2 separate regions of the Homo sapiens genome follow, and region 1 is linked to region 2. The links are chromatin loops, found by intact Hi-C in ENCODE. Cell type or tissue: heart left ventricle. All regions are shown on one strand. Each heading gives the region's core, and the rest is flanking DNA. Links, peaks and the distances in the headings are about the cores only. Region 1 has its middle 120 kb from the start of CXCL13. Region 2 has its middle 4.6 kb from the start of CXCL13.

Evidence for each region. Peaks named below come from ENCODE experiments on the same cell type or tissue, not always from the same donor. Only the 100,000 strongest peaks of a DNase experiment are listed, where the experiment ranks them.
Region 1: a loop joins it to region 2, with 2.1 times the contacts of the local background. A loop is called at or near these places in 8 of 110 quality-filtered maps.

What each region holds. Positions count from the first base shown.
Region 1 is chr4:77,480,156-77,489,123 of GRCh38, forward strand. No RefSeq gene overlaps it. Among named protein-coding and RNA genes, the nearest start is that of CXCL13, 120 kb to the right of the region's middle. In heart left ventricle, for the core only: no CTCF peak of the experiment used is centred there; no DNase peak of the experiment used is centred there.
Region 2 is chr4:77,596,778-77,605,745 of GRCh38, forward strand. It overlaps a transcript of CXCL13 not described here. Among named protein-coding and RNA genes, the nearest start is that of CXCL13, 4.6 kb to the right of the region's middle. In heart left ventricle, for the core only: CTCF peaks have their summits at 2,829 and 4,305; no DNase peak of the experiment used is centred there.

The sequences.
Region 1 (8,968 bases), core at 2,404-6,403, 120 kb before region 2:
GGTTCCCCAGTTCTCAGGCATTCAGATGTGGACTGAAAGTTACACCATCAGGGCTGGGAGCGGTGGCTCACGCCTGTAATCCCAGCACTTTGGGAGGCCGAGATGGGCAGATCATGAGGTCAGGAGATCGAGACCATCTTGGCTAGCACGGTGAAACCCCATCTCTACTAAAAATACAAAAACATTAGCCAGGCATGGTGGCAGGCACCTGTAGTCCCAGCTACTCAGGAGGCTGAGGCAGGAGAATGGCGTGAACCCAGGAGGCAGAGCTTGCAGTAAGCCAAGATTGTGCCACTGCACTCCAGCCTCCGTGACAGAGCAAGACTCCTTCTCAAAAAAAAAAAAAAAAAAAGAAAAGAAAGTTACACCATCACCATCAGCTTCCCTGGTTCTGAGCTCTTTACACTGGGACTGAGCAACACTACCAGCATCCTAGTATCTCCAGCTTGCAGATGGCCTGAATAGGACTTCCCAGCCACCATAACCATGTGAGCCTATTTTCCCAATAAATCTCCTATTTATCCATTTGTCCATCTATCCATCTACCCATTTATCCTATTGGCCTGTCTCTCTGGAGGACCCTAATACACTTCTGCTTCCCCCCTTCAGTGGCCTCTTCTCCATAAGGTAATAGGGGCTCTACCTCATGATCAGCCCCCTACCTGTTCTACTGATAGCCAGGCTGATAGCTGGTGTGAAGTCATAGCATAATCAGCCATGGACATATTGGGCCTGATCAGGTAAGACAGCTTACTCCCAAATAAACTGCAAGAATTGGTTAGCATGAAATGGCAGAGGCCAGGAGAATAACCATGGATTTGGATTTTGAATGTCTAGATTAAGGGGAGACAGCACATAAGACAAGTGGAGGGAGAGTTTGTTGATTTGAGGGTACCCCTTTAGCATACTGGATTTAACATGCTGGCAAAGACCTCAGGGTTTCAGGCAAACTTACCATTATAAGGGCCCCTAGAAGCCTAGAAAATGCAAGTGCCCATGCTGAACCAAGCTGAAACACCTTTGCAATGACAGGAGGGGAGAAACTAAATAGCCCAAGGATTCGGGCATACCAGATTAAATATATTTTGTGATGACTAAAGACGCACCATAGGATTATGTTCTGTGGGAAACACACAAGACAGCCATCTGCCAAGGCCATTAAGAATGCACTGGCATGCCAGGAATCAGCATCAAGAAGTTCAGCCATCACTCCCCCCAGCAGGCCAGTTACAGATAGTAGTAAGTGCAGTTACAGATCTTGCCGAATTGCTAACAATGTGGTGGTGGGGTCCCTGAAGCCAAAAAGGCAGGGTGGCAGCCCTCAATCACTGGAAGCCAGAGTGTCATGATTATCATAATGCCAGCTAAGGTTGGAATGGCAGCCAACCATCTGGCATACCTGCAGATAGTTATGGAGGGGTATAACAGAACACAGCATTTGTAGAAATGTATGAGAAATTGAGGTTATTGATTAATACTTTAATGAGAAAAAAGAATGTGCAAAAGGGCTGAGAGTAGTTACTCTAATAAAGTAATAATCCCTCACCCTATCTCCAGATTGAGCCAAATGTCTCTGCCAGTTATTGTTTGCTAACCTTTGTCATCTGCCACCCCAGAAATGGCATGTGTTGCATATAAAAAGAAGGACCACAGTGGCAGAGTTGGAGGCGATGCATGGGCCCAACAATGTGGACTCACACTTACCAAGAACAATCTAGTTACTGCTCCTTCTAGATATCCAACCTGTTAGCAACAGAGACCAATACTGAGTCCCTGATATTGTGCTACTTTTCTGAGCCACTTAGAACCAAATTAACTAAAACCCTTCCATTCCAGAAAGACTAGTGACTCATTCTCATAGGAGCAGACATTCCTGTCATGGGTTTGCCTTTTTTTGCCCTTAGCACGTCATTCAGCACCACTATTCAGGGGATTACAAAATGCCTAATTCATACAATACAGCATCTGACCAAGGCCTCTTATTACAGTGAAGGAGGCATGGTCATGGACCCCTGACCATGGGATCCCTTGATCATATCACAAACCACACCATTAAAAGCACTGGTCCCATAGAGCTTTGGAAAGGCCTGCTGAAGGCAGAGCTGAAGCTGAAGCTGCAGCTCATGTGGAGTGTCTTTCCCCCGAATGTACTGCATGAACTGTGGAGAGACCTATCAATGGTACTGTGACTCCAACAGGGAGCACATTTGGACCAAGAAGCAAGGATTGGAAGCAGGAGTGGCTTTACTCATCATCATCTCCAACATCCCACTAAGGGAACACTGTGCTTCTCATCCCCACAAATCTGGGCTCTGCAAGGTTAGAGGTCCTGGTCTCCAAACTAGAAACACTCTTGCTTGGTACTGGTACCACAGGGTCCTAGTGAACTGTAAACTATGATCACCACCAGAGCACAGACTGTCCTTGGAATGATGCTCCAGTTGCTGACAATGGTAGCTGGCTTGATAAAATGCACTTTATTGGCTACTTTGCTTCCCTGTCTCCCTTTCCCAGTCTCCTAACAGAGTTCCCTCTATCTCTCAGGTAAATTACTCGAGTTCTTGCCTTGGGTTCTCAGGGAATCCAAACTAAGGCACAGGTCTGGGAGGCATAAGAGATACAGCAATAATTCTTGTTCCCCTTTGGGAGTAGTTTTTGTCTGACTACAATCATTTCAAATACTAGCAAATCTAACAAATCTATACTCCATGAACCCTGAAACAAGAATTTCCCAGTTCTTTTTTTCTTTTCTTAAAAAATAGATTTAGGAAGTACAACTGCAGTTTTGTTACTTGGATATATTGTGCAGTGGTAAAGTCTGGGCTTTAAGTGCAGTCATCACCCACAGTATACATTGTATTTATTAAGTAGTTTCTCATCCCTTCCCCTGATCTTCCCACCCTTTCAAATATCCAATGTCTATTGTTCCATTCAAAAGTGGACAAATGGGACTTAATTAAAAAGCTGCTGCCTGGCAAAAGAAATAATAGAGTGAACAGAAACCTGAAGAATGGGAGAAAATATTTGCAAACTACACGTCTGACAAAGGACTAATATCGAGAATCTACAAGGAACCCTTGTAACTCCTGGAGCACAATGGCATGACGGTGGAACATTCTTGCAGCTCTGGGAAGTTGTACATTGAAATGCTTTCAAGTATGGTGGGCCTACATCTCCTTACAAGGGTCATAAGCACTCTGCCAAGAACAAGGATGAAAACAAAAATATATAATTATAAAACACAACATCACAATCCTATACCGTGCATATTCTTGGACTGATGAAAGGACTCATGGTCAGGCAGGATCCATCAGGCACCACTTCAGTGTTACCTTAATATGACATCCACATCCTGAGTGGTGACAGACTGTCCTCTCTGGATCTTCTCCAGTAGAATCTGATTGTCCCCTCACAGGTGATGAAACTTTCATCATCTTCTACCCCAGGGGTCCCAAACTCATACCTACCGGATCCCATCAAGTAATGTGAGTAAGTGACATCTCAGTGAGTGAGGCTGTGAGTTATGGGGACCATTGGGAACTGGAAGAAATATACTCCTTGGGGCAGCTGCTGTTTCTCACCATTGAATTTCTGCAATGAGGATTTTTTGAAATAAGTCAGAAAGCCACACTGTCTCTGAAATTTTCAGATTAAAAAAAGAAATTCTCTGTGGGCCAAACCCAACACATCTGTAGACCAGATCTGTCCCACTCATCACTGTTGTACAACCTTTCTGCTCCACAATTTATGAAATACATTTGTATTCTTCACCATTTGCAAAAAGCCCTGGGAGGCCTTTTCATTTTCCAGAATAGGAAATTAAGCCTCTGAATAAGTGGTCTCCTGATCATCACTTAGCTGTGAATGGGACAGCTAGAGCTCAAGCCTATCTTTCTGTCCTAACTGTTGTATAATTGAAGGTCCTTGTACTTTCAATTACACAAGTTTCCTTCCCTTCTACAGGGGTATGGACTATATGAGCCAAGAATAATGTGCTAAAGGTTTGGCACTGCTTTCAGAAAAGGTCTGTTTATCATGAGCAGTTGGTACTACTCCAGTTAGAAATGGCTGAAAGAAGCTGTAGGGCTTCTGTGTGGAGGAGAAAAGAAAGTTCAGATTCTAGTTAATCAGGTCTATAAAAATGGCTCAACATGGTAATTGCCCTGTTCAAGGCCTGATCAAAGTGGCTCTGGAGGTCCTTGGAAAGTGAGGGATGTAGGTCTTTAATTAAAACTCCTTAGTTTTTTCACAAAATGTACAATTATTACATGGAAAAGTCCTGCAACTAAGACATGAGTGCCAGGATTCTGTATCACTTTACAAATGAGCCATCCCAAGTGGGGTTCCAACACCCAGGAGAAAACCACACCCTGACACTCCTCCATTCTTCCTCTTTGGGCAGTTACTCTGTTGGTTCAGGTTCTCTAATGATCAGACACCAGGATGGAATAGACTGCATGGTTTGGGGAGATGCCTTTGAAATATAGAGGAGGAAGGAGCAGTTGCAGGCAGGGAGAGCCTTCAAACCATCATGCTGATCTGACACATGTGAAAGGACAGAGCAAAGGAAGAAGTTTTGGGCATGAAGAGCCTCATATTGCAGTGCAGTTCGACAAAGTCCTGACCAGGCTGATGAGGAGTCCCCGAGGCAAAGCTGCCTGTTGGATGAGACCTGCATCAGGCAGGCAGGATGGGTCTAGCTTTAGCAGTCCTGCTGTGCTCTGTCATTGCCTGGGCTCCCACTGATCAGTGAATGCCATGCTAGATCCAAAGGAGCAGCACTGAGGTTGCTGGTCAGCTATGCTCCCTGCAGCTGGTTTCTGGATGGGACATCTGAGTGGGACATTTCCATGACCACCACATTCTCCTTGCCTGATTACAACCCAGGTGACCTCACAACACAGCTAGAGCTTGCTTTCAAAGTGAGCAAGGAGGTTTGGTGGAACCTCGTAAATAATCATTTTCTTTCTTGCCTGAGTCCTTAAACAATAGAGCCACAGAACAAAAATCAGCAGATGGTGGCTAATATCGCCTCTTTCCTACTGATAAACCAGACATTGGAGAATGTGACTTATATCTGCAGACAAGTGGGCTTCTCAAAACTAAGCCACAGCACTAGACAGGTAGACAGCCAGTCCAGTAACACTAACCACTATAGGACTCTCTAACTCATGCATTGTCTATGGAAAACTGACAGCATGCAGAAATGGGGAAGAATATGTGATTCCTGTGTGCAGCCCCTCTCCTGAAAGCAGAGAGGAACAAGCTGGGCTACACATACCCAGTTTACTCTTTCAGGGAGGAGGGAATGAGTGGGGAGAGAAAAGCCAAGACTATTTTAGTTACTGGAGCTACCTCTACAAGGAAGGGAAAATTAGGAGTGAAAGAAGAACTGCTCTCTTTCTCATTTTCTAGTTTGAGTCCCTTCCAAAAAGTTGGAGTTGTGTGTAGGAGGTTGATATATGGTCCCAGTTGGCACAAGTGAGGGAGTTGGGAGAGTGAGATAGGAAAGTTGTTATAGATTGATTCTAGAAGCAGGTGCTATGCAGACTTTAGGGTGCAAGATGTTTTTTAGGGATTAACATCTGTGAAAGGAAGGAGGAAGAAGGAGGATTGGGCAGTCAAACCATGACATGGCCCTGACAAAACCTTGGCCAATCTGGCAGTGCACCCTGGAGCAAGTATTCCCCATCAGCACCATCCTGCATGGGACCAAAATGACTACACCTTTGTACCCTCATCTCATGTTGTCACCAGATGACGGCTGCCCAGGAAGGGCATTACCTTAGGTAAGGCAACTGTCAGACTCAGGCAGACCCTGAGGGAGCTGACAGCTGGGGCAGCTGGTCACATTCCTCAGATCTGTATGGTGCATCTCCTTGTCTACCATGGAATGAAAGACAATACAGTGCATGTTGAGAAGGATACTGCTGATGGCAACTAAAGTTTAATTCCCACTGGGACTCTCTAAGCATCTGCTGAGGATATCTCTCAGAATTGCCTTACCAAGAGATGGGGAAGCTGGACTCTTTCTCTACTTATTCCCATTCATTACTGGTTGAGGGTTACCTCTGGGTGCATTAAATCCCTGGCTCTTCCAATCTTCTCTGTATACAAATGAAGCAAGCATGTGTAGCACCAGAGGAAATCCTCAAGTGGAGAAGTTCAGATAGATGCTTAAAGTAGGAGGCTACCACTGTAGCTGAAGACCAGCTCAGAGGTGTCTCAGGAGCACATAGGGTAGAAATGACATCATCTCCATGCCCCTAACTATGCCTAGCAGTGTCATATGTCCCAAGATAAAATTAAGTAGAAATTCAGAGATTTTGCTACCTTTTGGGGTTGTTACCAGTGGGCATATGGTTCTGTGACTGGTCCAGTTCTAGAAAATGTGGGCTCTAATACTCATTTAAGAAGTAGAAGAATAGGTTGGGCATGGTGGCTCACTCCTGTAATCCCAACACTTTGGGAGGCCGAGGAGGGTGGATCACCTGAGTCAGGAGTTTGAGACAAGCATGGCCAATGTGGTGAAACCCCATCTCTACTAAAAATATAAAAATTAGCCGGGCATGTTGGCAGGTGTGTATAATCCCAGCTACTCAGGAGGCTGAGGCAGGAGAGTCACTTGAATCTGGGAGGCAGAGGTTGCAGTGAGCCGAGATCGTGCCATTGCACTCCAGCCTGGCCAACAAAAGTAAAACTCTATCTAAAAAAAAAAAAAGGAGGGGAAGAACAGAGTTATAATAATGACTGATAGTACTGTGAGCTATATCGCACATTAATCCCATTGGGGGCAGAAGTCAAGTTACATTTAAAGCAATCTGACTTTTATTATTATTATTATTATTATTATACTTTAAGTTTTAGGGTACATGTGCACAATGTGCAGGTTTGTTACATATGTACACATGTGCCATATTGGTGTGCTGCACCCATTAACTCCTCATTTAGCATTAGGTATATCTCCTAATGCTATCCCTCCCCCCTCCCCCCACCCCACAACAGTCCCCAGAGTGTGATGTTCCCCTTCCTGTGTCCATGTGTTCTCATTGTTCAATTCCCACCTATGAGTGAGAACATGTGGTGTTTGGTTTTTTGTCCTTGTGATAGTTTGCTGAGAATGATGGTTTCCAGTTTCATCCATGTCCCTACAGAGGATGTGAACTCATCATTTTTTATGGCTGCATAGTATTTCATGGTGTATGTGTGCCACATTTTCTTAATCCAGTCTATCGTTTTTGGACATTTGGGTTGGTTCCATGTCTTTGCTATTGTGAATAGTGCCACAATAAACATACGTGTGCATGTGTCTTTATAGCAGCATGATTTATAATCCTTTGGGAATGTACCTAGTAATGGGACGGGCGGGTCAAATGGTATTTCTAGTTCAAGATCCCTAAGGAATCACCATACTGACTTCCACAATGGTTGAACTAGTTTACAGTCCCACCAACAGTGTAAAAGTGTTCCTATTTCTCCACATCCTCTCCAGCACCTGTTGTTTTCTGACTTTTTAGTGATTGCCATTCTAACAGGTGTGAGATGGTATCTCATTGTGGTTTTGATTTGCATTTCTCTGATGGCCAGTGATGATGAGCATTTTTTCATGTGTTTTTTGGCTGCATAAATGTCTTCTTTTGAGAAGTGTCTGTTCATATCCTTTGCCCACTTTTTGATGGTGTTGTTTGTTTTTTTCTTGTAAATTTGTTTGAGTTCATTGTAGATTCTGGATATTAGCCCTTTGTCAGATGAGTAGGTTGCGAAAATTTTTTCCCATTTTGTAGGTTGCCTGTTCACTCCAATGGTAGTTTCTTTTGCTGTGCAGAAGCTCTTTAGTTTAATTAGATCCCATTTGTCAATTTTGGCTTTTGTTGCCATTGCTTTCGGTGTTTTAGACATGAAGTCCTTGCCCATGCCTATGTCCTGAATGGTATTGCCTAGGTTTTCTTCTAGGGTTTTTATGGTTTTAGGTCTAACATGTAAGTCTTTAATCCATCTTGAATTAATTTTTGTATAAGGTGTAAGGAAGGGATCCAGTTTCAGCTTTCTACATATGGCTAGCCAGTTTTCCCAGTACCATTTATTAAATAGGGAATCCTTTCCCCATTTCTTGTTTTTGTCAGGTTTGTCAAAGATCAGATGGTTGTAGATATGCGGCATTATTTCTGAGGGCTCTGTTCTGTTCCATTGATCTATATCTCTCTTTTGGTACCAGTACCATGCTGTTTTGGTTACTGTAGCCTCGTAGTATAGTTTGAAGTCAGGTAGCGTGATGCTTCCAGCTGTGTTCTTTTGGCTTAGGATTGACTTGGTGATGCGGGCTCTTTTTTGGTTCCATATGAACTTTAAAGTAGTTTTTTGAATCTGACTTTCAATAGGCATATAGAGTCTACTCTGTAAGAATAAATGTTTGGCTTTGGGAGATGATTGAGCTTCTTCCAAGTCATGCAGTAGTTCAATGTTAACCATTCTGCACCACACACAGTGAAGACACCTTGGAAAGGGACTATAATTGTACTGCCCTAGCTCACTAGGGGTTGTCCTGCTGAAGCTGACTCCTCTTTCAACCTTGTCATTTTTGATGTGATCTACAGAAATGAAAGTTACACTGTGAATGTCTATAGACAGTTTTCTATGAGCTAAACTACCTGTACGGCTCACAATTCCTAAGTCTAAGCCTTTAGAATTTCTACCCTTGTTTAATATAAGTATTTAGTGATTTCTGGCCTAGAGCTAATGCCAGCAGGACTGCTGTTTTCCCTAGTGTTTCAAAGGGAGCTATTCTTTCCTTGCGTGAAGTCAGGGCAGCATGGGTCCATGGAGTGGGAAGTTCCAAGAGCTGGCTTGGGAGGCAGACTCTGAAATGTTTCTGTGTTTTGTCTAGAAAGCAGTGTCTTCTGGACTGTTCTCAGTGTTCCCCTGCCCTGCAGTGTTAGTAATGCATAAACCATCTGTTCTCTCCCTCAGA
Region 2 (8,968 bases), core at 2,055-6,054:
TCTGTCTCAAAAAAAAAAAAAAAAAAGAAAAGAAAAAGAAGAAAAGAAAGAAGTCAATACCCTGAAGAGATATCTGCATCCACACGTTCATTGCAGCATTACTCACGATAGCCAAGACGTGGGAATGACCTAAGTGTCTATTGATGGAAGAACGGGTAAAGAAAAATGTGATCTATACATGCGGTGGAGTATTATTCAGCCTTTAAAAAGATGAAAATGCTGCCATTTGCAAGAACACGAATGAACCTGGAGGACATTACACTAAGTAGTATAAGCCAGACACATAAAGAAGCATATTGCATAATCTCACTTATATGTGAAATCCAAAACAGTCAAACATATAGAAGCAGAGTAGTGGTTATCAAGGGTGAGGAGGTGGGGGAAATAGAGAAACATTTAAAAAATGATAGATTACTTAAAAACATTTTTAATTGATTCAGAGGGAATATTTTACTGATTATTAGATTGAAGCTCTGTAGACTTCCCAGCTAATTGTGTAAATCATATTTTTTTTAATGTATTGATACTTAGGTTTTCCCCTGGGGGCAAAAGGAATGCATTCATTTTGAATAGTATATTTTTTAATCTTTTTGCATAAACTAAAGCAATATGTCATTTTAAAAAAGATTTCCATTCTTTTGGCAAGGAGCTTCTCCATGTGTTGGTTTTGTTGAACCTGGATGTAACATCTGGAATTGATGCAGCCACTTTGTGCCATGAGTGAATCTAGCCTGAGGACAATTTCCTAAGGCAGGAAGGGGCCGCCTTTTACATTATCCCTGTTTTAAGAGCTAAAGTAAAAAAGTTCTTTCCCAGACCCCAATTCCTTAGAAAAGTGAAATTCTCATGGTTGGCTTAAGAAAATAAAGATTTCCCCACCAAGAGTCTTGGAATATGGAAGAAGTTGAATATTCAAATGAATAGGGTCTATTAGAATGGTGGAAGTGCACAAATGGCTCTTGGGTGGGCAACAGGATCTGCTCTGTGGCCACATTCTATGTCCAAAGCACCAGCAGCACCAAGGCTGACCACCCACAGGGACTACCAAGAGGCACCTGCCCACCACCAGCACCTAAGTCAATGAAATGAAAAGACTAGGAGAGGTGAGAGAGCTTTGGGAGACTGCCAGGTGTATAAGAGAATCCCTGCCCTCTCATTTCTCTTCGGAACTTTGGCAAGCCACTAAAGCAGCAGAGTGCTTGATGTCATTGGAGCTTGGAGAAGGGGAGACAGGAAGACAAGAAGCTGAGAAAAGGGAACCATTGAGTCAGCCTGTTTTTCTACTGTCTGGCAAAGCAAGTCTTCTGTGGGTCATGTGGACACTGCGGGAGATGACCAGGCTTGCCTGTCTTGACAGTATACTGCCTCCAAAGGACTGGCATGGAGCAAGGGGATCCCAGCAACAAGGGGCTGTGGAATATGCTCCTGTGGTAGCAGCTGAAGATTTGCGGAAGCCGTTGGTTCAGAATCGAGTCTGCCATATTAGTTTGCACTGTATTAGGGAGACTCTGCAGAGAGATTCAGCCACATCCATAGAGTTAACAGAGAGCAGTGGGGAGTAACAGGGCTGGATAGTGCCTGTCGTCTTGCCATGAAAGATAACCATTCCATCCCCAATCCCTTCGTCCCTTTCAGAGCCTGGAAGAGGGAAGGGGAAGTATAGAACAACCAGACTATGCTTTTCTCACCCACTCCAAGCCTCTATAGTCAAAGTTTTCATCTATGTTAGCTGGAAGAGAGAAGAGCTTTGAATCAAACATTGAAATTTATTCAACAAAGAAATAAGACTATTTGAATAACAAAAAGTGACAAAAAGATGTTATGGAATCTGGAAGATGCCTCATGAGAGATGCTACACCACCAGAAAGGGAGAGGCAATATAGTAGAGTGGCAGGTTATTGCGGAAAACTTTTCTTCGTTATACACTAACACATTGAGACTCCATAGTGAACACATTCTACAGAAGGAAGGTGAGGTGTCGCCCAACTCTAAGCTTTGAAAATATTCATGTCCCATTTTTGGCCTAGCCCCAACACAATGATTTTTTTTTTTCTTTGAGATGGAGTCTCACCCAGGCTGGAGTACAATGGCATGATCTCGGCTCCCTGCAACCTCTGCCTCCCGAGTTCAAGTGATTTTTCCTGCCTTAGCCTCCATAGTAACTGGGATTACAGGCACCTGCCACTATGCCCGACTAATTTTTGTATTTTTAGTAGAGCCAGGGTTTCACCATATTGGCCAGGCTGGTCTTGAACTCCTGACCTCAGGTGATCCACCTGCCTCAGCCTCCCAAAATGCAGAGATTACAGGCATGAGCCACCGCACCCGGCCAGCCCCAACACTATTACTGAAGGTAAATAAAAATGGAGTCTTAGGAGTAGAGCTAGAGGAAAAAAAACATTAACAATATCTAGGTACTGCCAATGAACCTTCCTTGGTATCCGTGAGGATTGGTTGCAAGACTCCCGTGTATACCAGAATCTATAGATGCTCAAGTCTCTGATATAAAATGGGGTAGTATTTGCATATAACCTGTGCACATCCTCCTGTATACTTTAAATCATCTCTAGATTACTTATAATACCTAATACAATGTAAACACTATGTAAATAGTTATATTGTTTAGGGAATAATGACAAGAAAAAAATCTGTACATGTTCAGAACAGACATGGTCCTTTTTAAAATATTTTTGATTCACAGTTGGTTGGATCCACAGATGTGAAACCCTATGGATAAGGAAGGCCGACTGTATTCATTTGGAACGTAAATTGGAGTACTTGGAGAAGATATTCAACCTGTGAACTTCAGGCCCCTAGTGGTGGTCAAAGTGATTGCAAAGAGTCCTCAACCCCATCTGTGAGAACTGGGGTGGACAGCAAAGGGATGAGGCAGCAGAGGAAGTTGGAGAGAGCACCAGGATCCACTAAGGACTTCTCCACACAGGGGATAGTGGGAAGCCTTTGCAGCACAGCAAAGACACAAACAGCTTTGTGTTTTGAGAAGATGGTTCTGGCTGCAGTGTGGAAAGTGGATTGGGATTGGGGATGGGAAAAGAGCAGTTAGCAAGCTATTGAAGTAGTTGGACAATGGTGGCTGGGAATAGTTTCTAGCAGTGAAACGGGAGGAAAGTGGAGAAAGTCAGGCTATTTTAAGATATACAAGTGCCAGCTCTTAGAGACCAAATAGATATGGGGATTAAAGGCGATGAAGGAGTTCAAGATAACTTCCCTGGTTTTTAAGCAAATTTTTGAGCAACTGGGTGAATGATGATACCATTTACTAAGACTTGGAATATTGGAGATAGAGCAGGTTTTGAGGACACTAAGTTCAGTTTGGGGATAATATGATTAGTGAGAAGTATCTAGGAGGCCTCTATGAAGAAATGACCAGTAATTAGGCTATTGAATAGATACCAATGTGAGAGGACTTACATGTAAACTTGAAGGACTGGGAAGAGACACACACCCCTAGGGAGAGAGTACACAGTGAGAGGAGCGGAATAGCTAGTTAGATGAAGAAGAGAAAAGAGCAAAGCAATATGACACTGAGAAGATTACTTGGGGGCACCTGAGGTTTGCAGATTAGCTGATATCAAGGGAACAAAGTGATATGCCAAAAACTTTCAAAATTGCATAAGGGTTCTCTTGCTGGAAAATGAAACTATTGACTTTTATTTATAATGTCCAGGTCTTCATTGATGGTTATAACATAAATATATGCCGAATGAGAAAAGTAGATGATGACTTATTATCTACATGACATATGATTATATATGATGACATATGATTACATTATAGCGTCAGTAGAGGAGAAACAAGATGAGTATTTTGCTAATGCTCACTGCATGCACTATGCTTTAAAAGCAAAAGCACAATTGCTTGATCACTTTGACATTGGTATGTGGTGGCCTCACTGTTCTCAGAAATCTTTCTAATCACAGAAGGTACAAGCCCAGCCACTGCTGAGGCCGAATGTGATCTCATGCCAGAGGACCAATATGCAATCTGATTTTGCAACCTCAGGAATAAGGAGTTGGATTTGGGCAAGAATTTGTTGGACTATTTCAGATTTTTAGGGGTTTTTCTCCCCTCCTTCATGAATATTTCAGCCTAATCAAAAAAATCTCAAACCTCACAATATTTTTAAAGCAATAAGTCAAATCAAATAAATGATTTGAATGTTGAAATAATGCAACACACCCCTTCTGGTCAGCACACAGGCAGGGTCTTCTTTACCTGAGGACAGACCTTTTCCTTCCCGCAAACTGTTTCTGTAAGTAATGCTGCCACCTAGCAGTCTCTTGGGGAATCACCACCCTACAAGGTAATAGCTTTCGGTACACACGTTTTAGGTTTGTGGTGGCTTCCCTGCATTTAAGTTGGGTTTAAACAACACTTGAAATATGAATTTAATTACCTTTGAAAAATGTCTTTTCTGCAGGTATAGGTCTTGAAATCATGGTGTGGCAAAAAATAGGCTGTTGAAAGCAGCTCGCTCAAGATGAAAATGATGGCAAAATGCACAGGATTTGCACTGTCCAAACTCATCCAATTGCAGACACTGAATATGTGCAGTTCTTTTTATATAAATTATTCCTCAATAAAGCTGTTTAAAAAATGGTAAAATAAAAAGAAAATGATGAAAAAAAATAAAACACCCCCTGTGTAAAACTTCAGTACATTTGTATGAAATAACAAACCTCTACAAGTAACTTGTGAGGAGAGTAGGTAAAAACAAAGTGTGGATGATCAGCGTCAAAGAAGAACAGCTCTTTAACCAGAGAACTCTGGAGTCATAATCTCAAAGTATCACCTATGTGCCTACTGGAAACCTAAATGCTGTGACATTTTAATTCACAGCAGGAGCTTCACTTGCAAACTAAGCAAAGTTACTTTTTCATGTACTTCACGTTTTTGTGTTTTCACAAAGGTTAAAAAGAAACAGCTAACAGTTATTGAAGTGTTTGCTATTTGCCCAACACTGAGTAAAACACTTTCCAAGCACTGTTATGTAACCTACACAATCCCCTGAGATGATGTTACTGATACTGGTGGCCTGGGGAAGTTAACAAGGCAAATAAGTGTTGGAGTCGGGATACAAACCGAGCCAGTCTGATTTCAGAGCCTGAGCTCTCACCTCCAAGGTTATAATACTTTTCTATTGTGCTGAAAGTTATGTGGGAGCAAACAGATGTCAGATGTTCAGCAGGTTAAAACATGTGTTAACAGGATACAGTAAGTTTCTGTTTTCTAGTTGAGTGGCATGAAAGAAAATGTTCTCAATTGTATCACAGTGACATTTGTCCTATCTCTTACTACAAACTACTTTATTTAATCACTGTGAAACTCTACCGTTAACTCTCTGTTTAATACCTGTTGACTACCTAGATTGTCAGATACTTTGTCCAATTATGCCATCTCACTGTTTTAGTGACATTTCACTTTTTGATATCTTGAGAGAGAGTTTCCTTCTTGTCACTGCTCTGCATTTAGATGTCAGTGAGTACTGACATCTACAGTGGATGTGTCCTGTCCACTTTTACTAAAATAAGGTATCTATGCATCATTTTCTGAGGAAATGTCTTGTCCAAACATATCTCTGAAGATAATTTGAATGTGCATAATATCTTTATCCAGAAATAGCATGCCACAGCAAACTATGCAGCTTATGTTAGACCAGGCCCATGCATTCAAACCACCTGAGAATCTCGTTGAATGCAGGACCTGAGATTCTACATTTTAAACTAGCTCTCGGGTGAAGTTAATGATGCCAGTCCTTGGATCACAATTTAAGTACCAAGGTTCTAAATTACCCAGTTATGCTTGGGTCTGGAAAGAAAATCTGATTCGATTCCAAAGTGAAGCAAAAAAAAAACTTCCCTATAATTTTCTCATTTTATGTATCTGATGATAAAAATCAGGTTTGATATAAACCAAGTTATGTATTTTTATGTTTCTAAACAAGGGTATCTATAAAATCTATTTTAAAAATAAATTGTTTCCATTTGAGTTTTAAATCTATTTGTTTAAATATTTTTTCTTCTTGTCATCAGAGTTTTTGAAATTTATACCTCTACCATAAGATATCATGTAGTGTTGGACTTGAAACTTCTAGAATCATCTGGCTATCAGAGAGCTGCCCAACCTCCAGCCCCATCTTAGGGCAGACATGAATAAGGCTTCTTTGGTCTAAATAAGCTAAATCCAGAGCTCTGGGCATTAAAGAAACTGAAGTCAGATTTTAGAATTGTTCTGCAATTAGTTCCTTGACCTGGTGGTCCTATTTTTAATAGCAGCCAATTTAGGAGTTTCCTAGGTTTATTCAGAGCTCTCTTTCAGGTAACTTTGTCCCTATACTCTTCCCGTTCTTGTCAGTATCACTCATTTTTTTGCTCTCACAAGAAAATATATAGTACTTAGAGGTAAATGTAAAACTTCTATACTTGGGTCTCAAGATCATATCACAAAAGAGTGAAATGAATTAGACACTGTAAGAAATTGACCATTCAAAAACAGGAATGTTATTGCCTACCAACTCAATATAAGTGACTAGAATAATGTTATTCAGTCTAGGAATCTATTAATAGAAGAATAGTGCTAGGACAAAGGAGGTAATGGGCTTCCTCTAGCTTGTACTGGCAAAGCCATAATTGAGGTAATACAATGTTCAGATGTATGCATTTAAGTGTATGCGTGTCTGTGGCTGTGAGTCAGAGAGTGTGATGGAGAGGCAAAAGGGAAGGTAGTTATAATTTATGAGGAACAATGGAAAAGATCAACAGGTTTCAAAAAGGTAAACCAAGATGGTGAGAGAGTTTCAAACTGTTATCAATTCAAAGAAATAGGAGTATTTACTTTTGAAGTGGGTTTTGGAGTGGAAGTTAGTAAGATCTTTTATGGATGGATGGACAGATGGATGGATGGGGGTGGTGGATGGATTGAAGAGTTAAATCCCTAAACACCTCACTTTGAGAAATGTAGAAGCAATGGAGCAGTTTTTTCCCAAACAGATTAGATAGTCAGACAGACAGGCAGGCTATTTATTGAATACATTCTACATGCCAGTATTTGGCCGAACCCTCTACATATACCAGGTGCTTTCTTCTCCAAACAACCCTTTGGAATTCCTATTATCCTCATGTGGAAAGTGGTAAATATGAGGCATAGAGAAATTAAGTGACCTGTCCAAAGTCATTGCCAGGCTGAGCTCAGACTTTGTGCTGTTAACCTCTAGTTTATAACCCTGAGTGACACTCAAAGGTGGCCTACTCAACTCTCTCTTAAAGAAATAACTTGCTGGCCAGCGGCAAGGAGTGCAGTTAGCTGACAGCCTCTACTGATAACCTCCTCGGGCTCTGCTTCAGCTTTCAACCAGAGACCATGTTGTTTCTGAGGAGGCCCAGCTAAGGACCGAGCACGGTTGGGGTAGAAGAGTCTGAACATTTCTGCCCACCATGGGCCCCTCTAATAAACAGTCTTTCCTCTGGAGCTCCCCACTGAGCTGTTGTAGACTTCACCAGATCAGCATTGCAATCTGAGGCTCCCCCTGCCCAATTCAGCCTCCTTCCTCCTTCTGTCTATCGCAGGAGTTGTTCTGAATAACCTTCTTTTACTCCAATGTCCATCTCAGCATCTGCTTTGCAGAGGACACAACTGGCACACCCTGCCTTCATATATTTGGATTGCCATCATATAGAAGACTGTTTAGAATTGTTTTGTGTTGTGATAAGGGGTTGAATTAGGACAAAATTCAACCCCTTATCACAACACAAGCATAAACAAACTGCTAGGGAAGCAGCTTTCACATATACATAAGGAAGAACATCGTAACAACTAGAAGTGCCAAACAATAGAATAACCTGCCTCAAGATCAATGAGTGCCCTGTCACTGCGTTCAGGCTGACTGGAGAACTGCTTTTGTGTGAAGGTTGTGTGGCATTACCACTCCTCCACTTCTACCCCCATGAATACTGAGGCACCTGGGATGCTAAACATCCACAATGCTAATTGATTAGCAAAAACCAAATTGTTTAGGAAATCGCGCCAGGAAGCCCAAACCTCTGATTTCTTAGCAGATCAGTGGGTCTGGTTTGATACATCATCCTTGTCCACTTCCAGGGCAGTTTAGTGGTACTCTAGGCCAGACTAGCCAGTCTACATACTTTTTTTTTAATCAAAGAGCTTCTAGAAAATGGGATAAGCTGTGGGCTGATTGTCCCCATGGACTAGTTGGTGGGATCAAAACCTAACTTCACATATGTTTATGTCAGACTGTAATATGGGGTTCACCCTCTAATGCAGTTCTAATGACTCCCTCCCCTGCCACATGGTTCTCAAGCTCATGGACTTGCACACGACAGCCAGAGAGATTCTCTTCCTCAAGGCTGTTGTCTCCCTCCCTTCATGCAGACACAGGCACACAAAGCAGGGGACTCCTACTGCCCCCTTCTAAGAATTCCATGATGGTCAGATTATATAAGTAATCATATATTTCAGATAGCAAAATAAGAGATGGAAAAGACTGGTAGGAAAATCAATAGCATAATCAGCGTTAGGATCTGTATATAAAGAGACATTCATTTGCTGTGCAAATATTTACTGAGCACCTACCAAAGGCCGGAATCCCTTCCACATGCTAGGGACGTGATGCGCTCGACGGAGTCCCCAATGTCATGGAGTATATATCTAATGCCACTGAGAAACCTGGCTCACCCTGCACTGAGAGAAGCACTCAAAACCACCATCACCAATAGCGCTACTAAAGACAGTGCTTTGGAGCTTCCAAGCTGATAGATTATCCTTTCTCCCCACCCTCAGATTTCTCCAGTGTCTCTGGCACTTATAGTCCATGTTTGCAAGAAATATTTTATTATAGTGCTCTGAAACAAATTTATAAAGTTTGCAAGAGAAGTTTTAAAAAAGCAAGCTCAGCAATATTTGGGGGCTTTTAAAGCTGATGATGCAGCTG